Linked DNA regions of Homo sapiens: region 2 is linked to region 1. A link is an interaction called in ENCODE POLR2A ChIA-PET data of the cell type or tissue named here. Cell type or tissue: A673. All regions are shown on one strand.

Evidence for each region. ChIA-PET counts read pairs that join two places held together with the same protein. Peaks named below come from ENCODE experiments on the same cell type or tissue, not always from the same donor. Only the 100,000 strongest peaks of a DNase experiment are listed, where the experiment ranks them.
Region 2: POLR2A ChIA-PET joins it to region 1 with 7 read pairs; 7 of 35 experiments call an interaction of 5 or more read pairs at or near these places.

Annotation. Positions count from the first base shown.
Region 1 is chr1:225,575,840-225,583,839 of GRCh38, forward strand. The region is part of intron 1 of ENAH (ENAH actin regulator); the gene reads right to left. Among named protein-coding and RNA genes, the nearest start is that of ENAH, 73 kb to the right of the region's middle. RefSeq lists an enhancer at 176-345. In A673, no CTCF peak of the experiment used is centred here; a DNase peak (open chromatin) is centred at 4,522; H3K27ac peaks cover 2,719 bases.
Region 2 is chr1:225,716,480-225,724,479 of GRCh38, forward strand. No RefSeq gene overlaps it. Among named protein-coding and RNA genes, the nearest start is that of SRP9, 57 kb to the right of the region's middle. In A673, no CTCF peak of the experiment used is centred here; no DNase peak of the experiment used is centred here.

The DNA of each region.
Region 1 (8,000 bases):
AAAAGTGGTGAGAGATACTAAGTATAAAAAGTAAACATCTGTAAACTTGGAGTAAGAGCCCTGAAATACGACAGTGAAAGCTTCCTTTTCTGACCTCCAATGCCCAAATGGACAATCTCTCCACTCCTCCCCTTCCCATCCACAAACCATACCACTAGCACTCTAAATGCTCAGAGCTCCTCAACTCATCACTCTGCACTGTTCTGCTCCCAGAGGTTGAGAATCAGCTGTGCAGCCTGGGCAACATAGCAAGACCCCCACCTCTACAGAAATGAAAAAACTTAAAAATCAGCTGGGCACAATGGCACATGCCTGTAGTCTTAAGTACTTGGGAGGCTGAGGTGGGAGGATCACTTGAGCCAGGAGTTCGAGGCCACAGTGAGTCATGATCATGTCACTGCACTCCAGCCTGCATGACAGAGTGAGACTCTGTCTCAAAAAAAAAAAAAAAAACCCAAAAAACAAAAAGAATCAGCTGTCTGTGACCAAATGTATTCATTATAATTGTACTTGTAAGTCTGCAATCTAAATATTATATAAATTGATATGTGAGTATACAGAAATACTATAAAAATTAAGTTAAATGTTTTGAAAAGTCTTTATCAAGGTAGGTCACTAAAAAGATCATACAAGTCTAACAGAATTCTGTATTCAGAATGCTTTGCATATGTCTAAGTTCTCTCTCCACTTCAAAGAAACCAAAGCTGAAACGTCATTATCTGCTGGGGCATGCTTTAGGAAGAAAAACAATATAGAGTTCTCATCACCAGACTAACACTAAAGAAAAAGCTTTACAGCAAAAGACTAGAGAATTAACACATATAACAGAGACTAGAGTATTTAAAGAGTGAGAGGCACCATAGGAGCAAGCACACAGAGGAACATCCATATGAAGAGGCAGCAAGAGGGCGGCCATCTGCAAGCCAAGGAGACAGGCCTCAGAGGAAACCAGCACCAGCCCTGCCAGCACATCAAGCTCAGACTTTTCAGAGCTGTGAGAAAGTAAATTTCTGGGCCAGGCACAGTGGCTCACACCTGTAATCCCAGCACTTTGGGAGGCTGAGGCAGGTGGATTGCTGGAGCCCAGGAGTTCAAGACCAGCCTGGGCAACATAACAAAACCCCACCTCTACAAAAAGTGCAAAACTTAGCTGGGCAGGGTGGCAGGCACGTGTAGTCCCAGCTATTCAGGAGGCTGAGGTGGGAGGATTACTGGAGCCTTGGGCCAAGATTGTGCCACTGCACTCCAACCTGGGTGACAGAGTTAAGACCCCATCTCAAAAAACTTTTTAAAAAACTTAAAAATCTGTTTAAGCTTCCAAAAATAAATGAAAAATAAATATTTAAAGTTATATGTCATTTTTAAGGATACCAAACTTGATTTCAACTAACTAACCACTATCACCAGTAGACCAAATTAGAAACTTATCTCCTTTGCCATTCCATTAAAAAAAGAAAGAAAAAATCTTGCTAAGAATCAGGAGAAAAAATTTGCTTGCTAGTTACAATTCGGTTCTGCCACAATGGCTGAGAGATTGAGGAATACAACAAAAACACTGTGAATGCCACTGACAAACAGCAGATGCAAATAACGGCAGCCTACAAAGTTATTTTCTGCAAGGCAAGAAAACCATCTGGAATGCAGCAGCACCAAATATGCAGAAAGGCAAAACTTCCTCTAAAGACCACACTTATGTTTCATTCATCTTTCTGAGAAATAGAATAATAAATAAAAGGTAAAAACATCAATATGGCACTATTAAACTCTTTGTCCTACAACACCTATATTCATGTGCAAAGTACAAATGCAGTCTAGTATAACTGATCCAGATTCACCAAAGAAAATGGTCAGTCTAAATGACCATCAAAAGCAAGATGGCATGATTTAAAAGAAAACATTTCAGCAAATCTATTGGGTCATTCTGCAGGATGAAAAAATCTCTTAAAATAGGGGAAAACGTTAAAGGTTAAATACAATAGTATGTAGAAAAAGTACTTTAGAGAATGTACCTACCACATGTAGTCATGTGTGCTTAGGAGTAATCTTTTTTTCAATAGGGAGTAATCTTTTTAGGGAGTAATCTTTTCTCAATAATTCTTATGGTACTATTTGACTTCAATCATGAATTCCTCTTACTTAAGTATAGAATCTGCAAAATTCAATAAATGTGACTCAGGCGGTAAAAAGAACCTGTCCCTATCTGCAACATACCTGGAGACAGAGAATAATAAAGACAATTAGAATGCACAATTTCCATATTCTTAGAACCATAAGAGAGACAGAGAAACTTGTAAAACTTACAAAAGCTCTGGAGACCGAAAAAAATAAAAAGAAACATTAACAGGCTGGATACAGTGGCTCTAACCTGCAATCCCAGCACTCTGAGAAGCCAAGGCAGGAAGATCACTTGAGCCCAGGAGTTAGAGATCAGCCTGGACAAAACAAAGTGAGACTCTGTCTCCACAAGATATGAAAAATAAAATAAATTAGCCAGGCACAATGGTGTGCACCTGTAGTCCCACCTACTTGGGAGGCTGAGGTAGAAGGACCACTTCAGCCCAGGAGTGCAAGGTTACAGTGAGCTATTACTGAGCCACTGCATTCCAGCTTGGGCGACAGAGCGAGACACTCTCTCTTAAAAAAGGAAGAAAAGAAAGAAATATTAACAAACTAGTAAGACTGAGATTATCTAGGGTGGGAACCTGCTCTGTGTGTGCAACTCTAGCTGGCCACATAATGACAAAGACAGCCTGCTGCTAAGCAGCACAGAAAAAATTCAAGCAATGCTCTTTCTTGTAATATGAAAGACTAATTAACAAAGATAAAGCAAACGTTACTTGGAAAAATTAAAACCAACAGTTTCAGAAGAATGCACTCTACAACTGTCTATAAATATTTCAGAGTATTGTTTAACTGTAGGCACAAAAAATCCTATCAATGAGGAAAAATCTTATCAGTGAATTACTATCTAATAGAGACTAACAGCTCCCCAGTTAGTCAGTTATAAAGAATCCAAATCTCTTGGTTTATGTTATGAAAGACCTAAATCCCAGAGACAATTAAGTGACATAAGCAGTTACTGAGCCAGTGTTGATACTAATAATACTACTAATAATAGTAAAAAATAAGGATATGTATATAGTACTTACTAAGTGCCATATATGGTTCTATGTGCTTTGCCTTTATTAATTCGCTTATTTCTTCAACAACCTTATGTGGTAGGTACCGTTAATATCCCCATTTTACAGATAGGAAATGGAGACACAAGAAGTGAATTAACTTGACTAAAGACATACTGTAGGGAGAGGCAGAAATGGGACTTAAAGCAGCCAGTCTGCTTCCAGGTCTGGACTTGCAACCACTCTACTAAAAAAAGAAAGATTCTGACTATAAACTATATTAGTTCCACAAAATTACCTCTTCACATATTTTCTATTATTTCCACATTATACTTCATGTTATATTTAATTTGAAGCTAAGAGGAAAGAATTTATTTGCTGAAATTTATGTTCTTTTTAGAAATAACCAAGGTTTATTTTAAAGGTTTCATTACTGAAGATACAATGTTAACCTATAACAAAAACATGTCTAGAATATCAGATTTTTTTAAGGCAGTAGGAAGAAACTTATTCATAAAATTAATACTCCAGGGAAAGTTTCCTTCAAATAGAATCTCAACTTTCTTCAAAGAATTACATGAAAGACAAAATCTGTGGGAAACATTTTAGACATCAAACTATAGATACAGATAGAGATTCACACAGACATGCACACAGAAACATGAAGAATAGAATAGCAGCTATCGTTCCATTATTTTATTTAAACTACTCCAACTTTGTTACTACACAATGTATGAGTTTAGCACATTACAGGACGCACATGAACTTTGAAATCTATTAGCCAATTAGAAGAATATGTCTTTACATCTTTCAAAAAGAATAGGTAAAAAGAAATAATATATTTTCAGTTATAAATATTTTCATCCAAGTCAGTGTAGAAAAATATTGACTAGAAAATTAAGATAAAACTTCAACCTAAAACTACAGAAAAAGAACCTTTCAATGTTTAAAGTTTTGTTATGTTCCTTTATTTGAGATGCTTTGCTGTTCTTCCTATGTAAGACATCACATAGCTTCCTAGTGGTAAACTTTGCTTTTAAAATTTCTCACCCTACTGTGTGATTCTGGTTCCTACTCTAAGTATACACTGTAAGAAATAAAAATTTATTATACCTTCTTCTTCTTCCCCACACCCTCAACTCATCAACAACAAAAAAATAGCTATTAATAATCTCCACACCTCCTAGTATTCATGCCCAGAGACTTACCTCTACTGAACAGAATATGGGAAAAAAAATACATATATATATATATGGAATGTCACTTCCAAGGTTAATTTACGAAGTGACTCTGGCTTCCATCTAGCTTGCCACCACCTTATGGAGAGGCCCACACGAGACAATTATCAGGAATAAAATGAGGCCCTCAGTCTAACAGCTGGCATGCAACTAAATCCAATCCATTAATGTGAATGAGCTTAGAAGCAGATCCTCCTCCCCCCGTGATGACTTCAGTTGAGACTGCAGCCCTGGCCAACATTTTGACTGCATTTATGAAAGACCCTGAGCTAGAGGAACCACCTAAGCCAAACCCAGAATCCTGACCCTCAGAAACTGTGTAATAAATACGTGACGTTTTAAGCCACTAAAACTTTGTGTAATTTATTGTGTGGCTATAAGTAACACACTACCCCTTCACTCCCTCGTGCCTGACCCCAAGACCTTAAACTACTTAAGATTGGGCCGGGTGCAATTCACGCCTGTAATCCCAGCACTTTGGGAGGCCAAGGTGGGTGGATCATTTGAGATCAGGACTTCGAGAACAGCCTGGCCAACATGGTGAAACCCTGTCTCTATTAAAAATACAAAAATTAGCCAGCCATGGTGTCTCGTGCCGTAATCCCAGCTACTTGGGAGGCTGAAGCCTGGGAGGGTGGAAGTTGCAGTGAGCCGAGATCGCATCACTGTACTCCAGCCTGGGCAACAGGGCGAGACTCTGTCTCAAGAAAAAAACCAAAAAAAAAAAAAAAAAAAGCCAAGATTACCTCAGATTTCATAAGCTCCGTGACTTTTAGCACACATATAGGCACACAGGGCTCAGATTCTTCGTCTGGCCACCCATCTTTTTTTAACTGGACTTGTAATTTTCAAAGATCAATTCCCAGTGCACCAGCAAACCTAAACCGTCATTCACAGCATGAGAGTTCACAAAAAGTACAGACATCTAGAAATGGTCACAGAAAAAAAAGAAAAATGTGGGAAAACACTTCACTTGGCAACACATACTTCCCTATCTTAATAAATTCTCCCATTAATAAGAAACTTTTCTCAGTAACTGAATAGATTATTTCACCTGTTTCCTGTAGTTCTTCTTTTCCTCACATTATTTTCATGAAGTTATATGGCAAAGCCTCTCAAAATACTTTCCAAGCACCGTAGAGTTAAAAATATCAAGTGTGGCTAATTTTAGCTATAAAGGCACCAGGCAGAGCCAAGTTAGACAGACGTGGAAATAAAAACGGGATGAAAGATGGAGTGGGAGTGGAGGGTGGAGGGTGAGCCACACTGACTTCTTATATTTTTATTTTGCAAGGTTATTAATTTCAATGAATGAATAGTGTCAGCAAAAGACAAGTACCATATGAGATCAAGAAAGAAAAACTAAAGCAGAATACTATAGAATCTCAATCTATTTTTCTCAAAATGTAAGCAGGGAGGGTTCTGCTTCTGGCCAAGTAATGGCCAACTTTCCAAATGACCCTCCCATAGATAAAACTATAAACTCTGGATTAAAATTAAAAAGAATTTTTTTCTGAGACAGGGTTTCACTCCGTCACCCAGGCTGGAGTGCAGTGGTGCTCACTGCATCCTCTACCTCCCAGGCCCAAGCAATCCTCCTACCTCAGCCTCCCAAGTAGCTGGGACAAACCACAGGCACGCACCACCACACCCAGCTAATTTTTTTTTTTTTTTTTAATTTTTGGTAGAGATGGGATCTCCCTATCTTGCCAAGGCTGGTCTCTAACTCCTGAGCTCAAGCAATCCTCATCTCTGGATAAAATTTATAGAACAACTATATGAAATGTATGGTTTGGATCTGTGTCCCTGCCCAAATGTCATGTCACTGTAATCCCCAATGTTGGGGGTGGGGCCTGGTGCAAGGTGACAGGATAATGAGGGTCGTCCTTTCTGAATGGTTTAGCAACATCCCCTTGGTGCTATTCCTTTGATAGTAAGTTCTCATGAGATCTGGTTGTCTTCCCCCCCTCTCTCTCTCTTGCTCCTGCTCCAGCCACAGGAAGTGCCAGCTCCCCCTTTGCCTTCCGCCATGACTGTAAGTTTCCTGAGGCCTCCCCGGAAGCCAGCATCATGATTCTTGTAAAGCCTATGGAACCGTAAGCCAATTAAACTTCTGTTCTTTATACATTACCCAAGCTCAGGTATTTATTTATAGCAGTGAAAAGAACGGACTAATGCAGGAAGGCACTGGAGAATGAGAAGAAGGGAGTCAACTCTTTTAAGAAAGGAATAATACGGGGAGAGTTCTCTGATGTTTACAGCTTTTAGCCTGACAACTGGTCCTGGTCTGTGCTACATGGGAGAGCTAAAACTCCAACAGAAACCCCCACAGACTTTCTAGCTTAAAGATAAAAGGATAGAGTTCAGGGCAATCCATAGCTGCTGCAAAATGAGAGGAAATTCCTGGGAGGAAAATGAGCCAGTGGGCAGGAAGGAACCCCAAATTCTGTATATAAACTCTGCCTAAATCTCTGGATGATCCCTGATCTACTCATGTGTAGGGCAGTTTCCAAGTAACTAAAAGAGCTGAACCAAAATATGACCCACTGCCTAAAAGACAGAATTTGCTGTTTTGAGTCCAACCAAGTTATACAGATCTGTGGGACAGTATCATTGGGGCTAACATATTAATATGTGTAAGAGTCTGGGACAACTCCCCACTCTCCGCAAAAAAGAGCAAAGCATATTCAATCTAAAAACAACCACAAGTAGGTATATCACAGTTGAAGACGAAGATACTTGAAATGGCTAGAGAAAAATGAAACTTTACATAAAGAAGAACAATAAATTGGATGACCACAGACATCTTCATATTGTACTGCAGAAACAAAAGAGAACAGAGACAATAAAACAACATCTTTAAAGAGCTCAAATACAAAGCTGCCAATCTAGAATTCCATATCCAGGGAAAATATTCTTTAAAAATGAAGGCAAATAAAGATATTTTAAGAAAAAAGAGGCCAGGCGAGGTGGCTCACACCTGTAATCTCAGCACTTTGGGAGGCTGAGGCGAGCAGATCACCTGAGGTCAGAAGTTCAAGACTAGCCTGGCCAACATGGTGAAACCTCATCTCTACAAAAATACAAAAACTAGCCAGGCATGATGGCGGGTGCCTGTAATCCCAGCTACTCAGGAGGCTGAGGTGGGAGAATTGCTTGAACCAGGAGGTGGAGTTGCAGTGAGCCAAGATCGCGCCATTGCACTCCAGACTGGGCGACAGAGGAAGACCCTGTATCAAAAAAAAAAAAAAAAAAAAGAGAGAGAGAATTATTCAAGTTGAAAGAAAATGGTACCAGACACTCAAATAGTCTGTAAGAAATGAAGAGCATTAGGCTGGGCGCAGTGGCACATGCCTGTAATCCCAGCATTTTGGGAAGCAGAGGCGGGTGGATCACCTGAGGTCAGGAGTTCATGACCAGCCTAACATGGTGAAACCCTGTCTCTACTAAATACAAAAAAAGTTAGCCAGGCATGGTGGCGCATGCCTGTAATCTGAGCTACCTGGGAGGCTAAGTCAGGAGAATCACTTGTACCTGGGAGGTGGAGGTTGCAGTGAGCCCAGATTGCACCACTGCACTCCAGCCTGGGCAACAAGAGCAAACCTCCATCTCAAAAAAAAAAAAAGAAAAGAAAGAAAGAAAA
Region 2 (8,000 bases), 140 kb after region 1:
AAGAGATGCCAACATGAGATTTTGGAATTGGATCACCTACCATCCAGCTGGCAGTGCAGACCCCATCAGTGGCAGTAGAAGAAGTACATATAGTCCGTAGCACAAGATAGCAGTGAAATTGTTAAAACTTTTGCCAATGGTGAACTAGAATGGTATTCCCATGGAAGGAAATGCACCAGAGGGTGTGACCTATCAGGTGGTTGAGAAATATGGGGAGAATTACCACAAGGACAATTCAATTAGGTGGCTTTCACTAAGGATAATTAACACTTTGAAAAAAATAATGAAATGTTGAAAAGGATTCATCAGCAATTGAAAACTGAGTGGAGCTCATAGGGATACTCTCATCCCTTGCACCTGGAGGAAAGGGAAAGCTGAGGACCAGGTACATGGTGTAATCCTAATAGTAGCAGAGTGCAGGCCGGGTGCGGTGGCTCATGCCTATAATCCCAGCACTCTGGGAGGCCAAGGCGGGTAGATCACGAGGTCAGGAGTTCAAGACCAGCCTGGCCAAGATGGTGAAACACCATCTCTACTAAAAATACAAACAGCTGGGCACGGTGGCTCACACCTGTAATCCCAGCACTCTGGGAGGCCGAGGCAGGCAGGTCACCTGAGGTCAGGAGTTTGAGACCAGCCTGACCAATATGGTGAAACCCTGTCTCTACTAAAAATACAAAAAAATTAGCTGGGCATCATGGCACAGGCCTGTAGTCCCAACTACTCGGGAGGCTGAGACACCCGGGAGGTGGAGGTTGCAGTGAGCTGAGATTGTACCACTGCAATCCAGCTTGGGTGACCGACTGAGACTTCGTCTCAAATAAATAAATAAATAATACAAAAAAACAAAAAACAAAAATTAGCTGGGCGCAGTGGCAGGTGCCTGTAATCCCAGCTACTCAGGAGGCTGAGGCAGGAGAATCACTTGAACCTGTGCGGCAGAGTTTGCAGTGAGCCGAGATTGCACCATTGCACTCCAGCCTGGGCGACAGAATGGGACTCTGATACATGAGATGTGAATATCTGAGTGGATGTACCCAAAGATCTTGAATTCCCAGATTGCTCTGAGCCTGCAGAAGTGGCCCACCTTTCTCTAAGGGCTGGCACTCCCGGTTTGCTAAAAGATGATGCAGAGGACTCTCTTCTGCAGGACAACATGCACCTCATGTAGAATCTGCCACCATCTGCCCTCCTGACCACTAACCCAGTAACTAGGGTAAAGTCACAGCATGACTTGGCCAGAGACACGCTGGGTCTCATAAGAGAAGGAAGCGCTTCTACTGTGAAGGAGCTGCAGAACCTACCAACATGTACCGGGAGCTGTTGACAGACCGCTGGGGATGGATCCTAGGGGAGACCCTGAGACTGGAAGAATATGCCCGAGACTATGTTCAGAAGGCATGGGATCAACAGGGGCAAAACATTTCGAAAAAGGAAAGGTGATCAATTTGGGAATGCCCTGGCATGATCGCGGGATGACAGTGGGAACATACTGCTGGAATGGCTCTTAGAAGCCTGAAGAAAATTATGGCCCACACCAACTAAGGTAGGAATGCCAGAATTGCCATAACAGAAGATGGAAGAGGGGAAAAGGCTCAGAAAAATGGCCATGCTAGAACTGCTATACTGCATGCAGCAGGAAAGCCTGCAAGGTGACTATATCCCACAGGAGACCCAGAAGATATCCCAAAGCAATAAGGAATGCACTGCTGGGAGAGACATAAGAGGGCACCAGTATCACCAGGAGTCTCTAGGCCAGGGCTAATGATCAGACAGAACTAGACTCACGCATGGCAGTGGGGATGATGGGACCCTGAAACAATAGAAGCTGTTAGCCCTCAGTAGCCAGGTGGATGCAATTATCATAATGAGCAGCAAGTTTGGAGTGGCAGCTGGGGGACCCTGATCCTCAGAGAGTTGTGGCGATAGTTACTAGAACATAGCAAAACTAATTGGGCAAAAGGGTTCTGCTCGCTGGGCACAGTGGCTCACGCCTGTAATCCTAGCACTTTGGGAGGCCGAGGCAGGCAGATCACGAGGTCAGGAGATCAAGACCATCCTGGCTAATATGGTGAAACTCCGTCTCTACTAAAAATACCAAAAGTTAGCCGGGCGTGGTGGCAGGCACCCTGTAGTCCCAGCTACTTGGGAGGCTGAGGAGAATGGCATGAACCCGGGAGGTGGAGCTTGCAGTGAGCTGAGATCGCGCCACTGTACTCCAGCCTGGGCGACAGAGTGAGACTCCGTCTCAAAAACAAAACAAAACAAAAGGGTTCTGCTCAATCTGTACAACAAAGAGAAATCAAGAACAGTTGATCAGCAAGCCAAGGGCAGCTGCCCCCAATAAAAAGTCACAATCATTTGCTCAGTTTCCAGACAGGAACTAGTTTTCAGACCCAGAACCCATAGATGAAAAGAGAAGCCAGGTCCCCAGTAAGTACGCTGTCAGATCATGTACACTGATATATATGGTAAGTACCCAGTAAGTACCCTGTCAGATCATGTACACTGATGTACATGGTGGACATTTCCCAGGTTCTTCCCCAAAGGGAACTCTGGCCACTTATTTGGGTAGTCATACTCTGAGAAAAGGGAATACTCTTTTTTTTTTTTTTGAGACGGAATCCCGCTCTGTTGCCCAGGCTGAAGTACAGTGGCATGATCTCGGCTTGCTGCAGCCTCGGCCTCCTGGATTCAAGCGTTTCTCGGGCCTCAGCCTCTTGAGTAGCTGAGATTACAGGAGCCCACCACCACACCAGCTAAATTTTGTAATTTTAGTATAGACAGGGTTTCACCATGTTGGCCAGGCTGGTCTTGAACTCCTGGCCTCGAGTGATCCGCCCTCCTCTGCCTCCCAAAGTGGTGTGAGCCACCGTGCCGGGCCAGGAATACTCTTTTAAACACTGTTAGGTATGAGGTCCTAGTTGAGACCCTGAGACTGGAAACATCATCATGAGACACGTTTAAAGTACACATGGGGGCCAGGTAGTAAATGGAGGCTGGCCTAGGTGTGGCCCACCGTGTGCCCACCAAGTCCACAGATTCACCAAGTGGTCATTTTTCTAGTCCTTGAATATATCATTAGAATGGACTTACCTTGGTTTCTTGGCCTGTGGAATAAGAGCTATTATAATGGGAAGGTCAAGTGGAAGCCTCTGAAACTGCATTTCCGGCACCCTCCTTCCCCCATGAGCCAAGACAGTAAATCAAATTATGCATCCCAGCTGGGGGTGACAGCCATTCATAAAAAAAGTAATGGGGGCTGGGCACAGTGGCTCACGCCTGTAATCCCAGCACTTTGGGAGGCTGAGGCAGACGGATCATGAGGTCAGGAGTTCAAGACCAGCCTGGTCAACACGGTGAAACCTCGTCTCTACTAAAAATCAAAAAATTAGCCAAGCATGGTGGTGGGCGCCTGTAATCCCAGCTACTTGGGAGGCTGAGGCAGCAGAATCACTTGAACTTGGGAGGAGGAAGTTGCAGTGAGCCAAGGTCGAGCCACTATACTTCAGCCTGGATGACGGAGTGAGACTCTGTCTCAAAAAAAAAAAAAAGTAACTGGGAAAGACCCAAGGGATACAAGGTAGGTAGTTTCCACCACATCTCCATTTAATTACCCATCCAAACTGTGAAAGTCAGGCAGATCCTAGAGGATGACAATAGGTTACTGTAGTCAACCAAGCAGTAGTCCTATCTGTAGCTGCTGTGCCAGATGTGATATCTTTGCTAGTGCAAATTAACATATTCTCAGGTACATAATAAGTGGCCACTGAACCGGTGAGTGCGTTCTTTTCCATCCTATCAAAAAGAGGATCAGAACAGTTGATTCACTTGGAACAGACAACATGTACATTTACAGGCCGGGCGCGGTGGCTCACGCCTGTAATCCTAGCACTTTGGAAGGCTGAGACGGACAGATCAGGAGATTGAGTCCATCCTGGCTAACACAGTGAAACCCCATCTCTACTAAAAATACAAAAAAATTAGCCGGGCATGGTGGCAGGCGCCTGTAGTCCCAGCTACTCTGGAGGCTGAGGCAGAAGAATGATGTGAACCTGGGAGGCGGAGCTTGCAGTGAGCCGAGATCACGCCACTGCACTCCAGCCTGGGTGACAGAGCGAGACTCTGTCTCAAAAAAAAAAAAAAAAAAAAAGTACATTTACAGTCTTGCCCCAGGGCTGTGTTAATGCTCCTGCTCGTGGCATAATATAGTCCTGAGAGACACGGGCTGGCTGGATACTGATGACATCATGCTAATCGAACCAGCTAAGCGAGAATTCACTAGTGCATCAGAGACCTCTGTAACATGCATTCCAGAGCGTAGGAGAAAAACCCTATGTTAGACATCAGAGGTCTAACATCTCAGTGACATTTTTAGAGGTCCAGGGGCCTGGGACATGCTGAGACTACTCCTCAAGGGAAAGAATACATTATTGGATCTTGTACTTCCCATCACAAAGTAGGAAGCCTAATACCTAGTAGGCCTCTTTGAGTTCCAGAGGCAACATATTCCAAAAATGGGACTATCGCTTTAACTCGTACTCCAGATGACATGAAAGCCTGTCAATTTTAAGTGGGGCCAAGAGCAGGAAAGGGCCCCGTAGCATGTCCAGGCTACAATGCAATCAGTCCTGCTGCTTCGGCCAGATGATCCAGCAGACTCTATGTTATTAGAGGTATCAGTGTTGGAAATTTATGACAAGTCCCAGAGGGAGAATCATAGTGCAGATTTGCAAGGTTCTGGAACAAGGCTATGCTATCTGTAACAGAGAATTAAATGCCTTTCTAGAAAGCTCCTGGAATGCTATTAGGCCCTGTTAGAGACAGAGCACCTGACCATTGGACACCAAGTAACTAGGCAGCCATAAGTGCTCAACATGAGCTGGGTTCTATCAGAGCCATGGAGTCATAAGGTGAGGGAGGCCCAATCCCAGCAGAAGTCCATCATAAGGCAGAAATGGTATATCCAGGATCAAACAGGTGCAGGCTGAACAGCACATGTGATCTGCATGAGCTAGTAGCCCAGACACACAAGCCACTCATCACTGTTATACCAGCATCTCTCTCAGCTCACACCTATGGTTCCATGTGGATCCCTGATTGTGATTAGTTAACAGAGAAGAAAAAAACTGAGTGTGGTTGATGGATGAGTTGGTTCGATACATGGGTACGAACTGAAAATGGGTGATGGCTGCACTACAGTGCCATTCAGGGATGACCTTGAAAGACAATGGTGAGCAGAAATATTCTCAATGGGCAGTGAATCTGTCATCAGGTTTATATGCAAAAACAAATGGCTTGGGTTTAGAACAAACTAGGACTCATGGGTAGTGATAATGGCTTGGTCAATGGCGTTCAAAGAGAAAGATATGAAGATCGGGACAAAGAAGTATGTGGTAGAGGCACTTGGATGACATGTAGGAGTGGACGCGCAGTGCGAAGATCATTGATTAGCATGTTAGTGCCTATGCAACAGCACTCACAACACATGCGTGGAGCAGCCATGGTGGAAGGGATGGAGGCTAGACATGGGCCCAATAGCAGAGGCTCACCAAGGTCGCACTAGCTCCTGCTACTACATGTCCAATCTGCCAGCAATAGTTACCAGCACTGAGTCCTTTCTTTGGTATCATCCCTTGAGGGGACTGACCAGCCACCTTGCAAGGAGTAGCAATTAACTTAGACAGAAATAGACATTCTGGGGATGGTTTCGGCTTTCCTCCATACAGTGTCTCAACCAGCACCACTATCCCAAGGCTTATAGAGTGTTGAATCCACCAGCACGGGATCCTACATAGCATTGCATTAGACCAACAGACCCACTTTACAACAAAGGAGGTGCAAGAGTAGGTCCATGCCCATCATATCACATATTGAAACCAACTCAATAGTCCCACAGTTTTTTGGATAAACCACCAGAATTGATGCTTCTGGTCTTAAAGCTTGAACCTTATATTTGTTTTATCTGCATTCCTTCTTCAGGAAGCAATCTTCAGGCCTCTCAAAAAACTATCAGGCCGGGCACAGTGGCTCACGCCTGTAATCCCAGCACTTTGGGAGGCCGATGCGGGCAGATCATGAGGTCAGGAGTTTGAGACCAGCCTGACCAAAATGGTGAAACCCCGTCTCTACTAAAAATACAAAAATTAGCTGGACATGGTGGTGTGCGCCTGTAATCCCAGCTACTCAGGAGGCTGAGGCAGGAGAATTTCTTGAACCCGGGAGGTGGAGGTTGCAGTGAGCCAAGATCACACCATTGCACACTCCAGCCTGGGCAACAGAGCAAGACTCTTGTCTCAAAGGAAAAAAAAAAAAAAACTATCAAAGAACTGAAATTCAGCCAAGCGCAGTAGCTCACGTCTGTAATCCTAGCACTTTGGGAGGCTGAGGCAGGAGGACTGGGGTCAGGAGTTCGAAACCAGCCTGGCCTACATGGTGAAACCCTGTCTCTACTAAAAATACAAAAAAATGGCCAGGTACAGTGGCTCATGTCTGTAATCCCAGCACTTTGGGAGGCCGAGGCAGGCTGATCACAAGGTCAGGGGTTCAAATACAAAACAAATTGGCCAAGCGTGGTGGTGGGCCCCTGTAATCCCAGCTACTCAGGAGACTGAGAAGGAGAATTGCTTGAACCCAGGAGGCAGAGGTTGCAGGGAGCCGAGATGGCGCCACTGCACTCCAGCCTGGGCAACAAAGCAAGACTCCATCTCAAAAAATAATAATAATAATAAAATAAAATAAATAAAAATACAAAAAAATTAGCCAGGCGTGGTGGTGTGTGCCTGTAATCCCAGCTACTTGGGAGGCTGAGGTAGGAGAACGACTTCAACCCAGGAGGCAGCGGTTACTGTGAGCCAAGATGGTGCCATTGCACTCCAGCCTGGGCGACAGAGCAATACTCTGTCTCAAAAACAGAAAAAGAACTGAAACTCACCAGATCACCACATCCAGACAACGGACAATGAGATGCTGGATCCCTCATTCATCATGATTGCTTCCTTGCCCCTCCCTAGTTCCTATTTTGTTGTACATTGTTACACTTCTTCCCTACTATATAAACCTCTAGTTTTAGTACAGCAGGGAGATGGATTTGAGACTAAGCTCCCATCTCCTCGGCTGTAGCACCCAGTCTGTAGCTACAGAAGGCTATAGCACGCCTTCTTCTTCTTCCTTCTTCTTCTTTTTTCCTTATTCCTTGGTAATACTCATCTCAATCATTGGCTTTCTGTGCAGCGAGAAGCAGGATCTAGACCAAACCCCTGGTGTTTCGATAACAATATCATACTACCCAGTCTCAGAGAATGGTAGAGGTGGAGTAGCCTGTTGAAGCATCAGCTGGGAGGCATTACAAAGATGGCAACAAACTTTCAATCTGGAAACCAAGAGGCAGAAGCAAGAATGACTCCATTTATTCATCATTCTCAATCACCCACTCGGGAAATTTGTGCTTCCTGTCTCTGCAACTATGGGCTCTGCAGGGTTAGAGGTCCTGGCATTGAAATGGAGAAATGCTGGCCAGGCGTAGTGGCTCATGCCTGTAATCCCAGTACTTCAGGAGGCCAAGGCAGAAGGTTGCTTGAGCTCAGGAGTTTGAGACCAGTCTGGGCAACATATTGAGATTCCCATCTCTACAAAAAATTAAAAGTTAGCTGGACATGGTGGCACATGCCTGTAGTCCTGGCTACTTGAGAGGCTGAGATGGGAGGATCACTTAAGATGGGGAGGTTGAGACTGCAGTCTGTCACAATTGTGCTACTGTACACCAGCCTGAGTGACAAAAGGTCTCAAAAAAAAAAAGCTTCCACCGGGGGACCCAGAAAAAATCTCATTGAACAATAAACTATGGCTGCCACTTTGGTACTTCAGGCTATTTGTGCTAAGCAGGACCAGCAGACAAGAAGAAGAGTCACCATCTTGGCAGAGGCGATTGACTGTGATCAGCAAGGGAAGGGAGCTCTATTGCTACACACTGGGGGCAAGGAAGAACATGTTTGGCACCC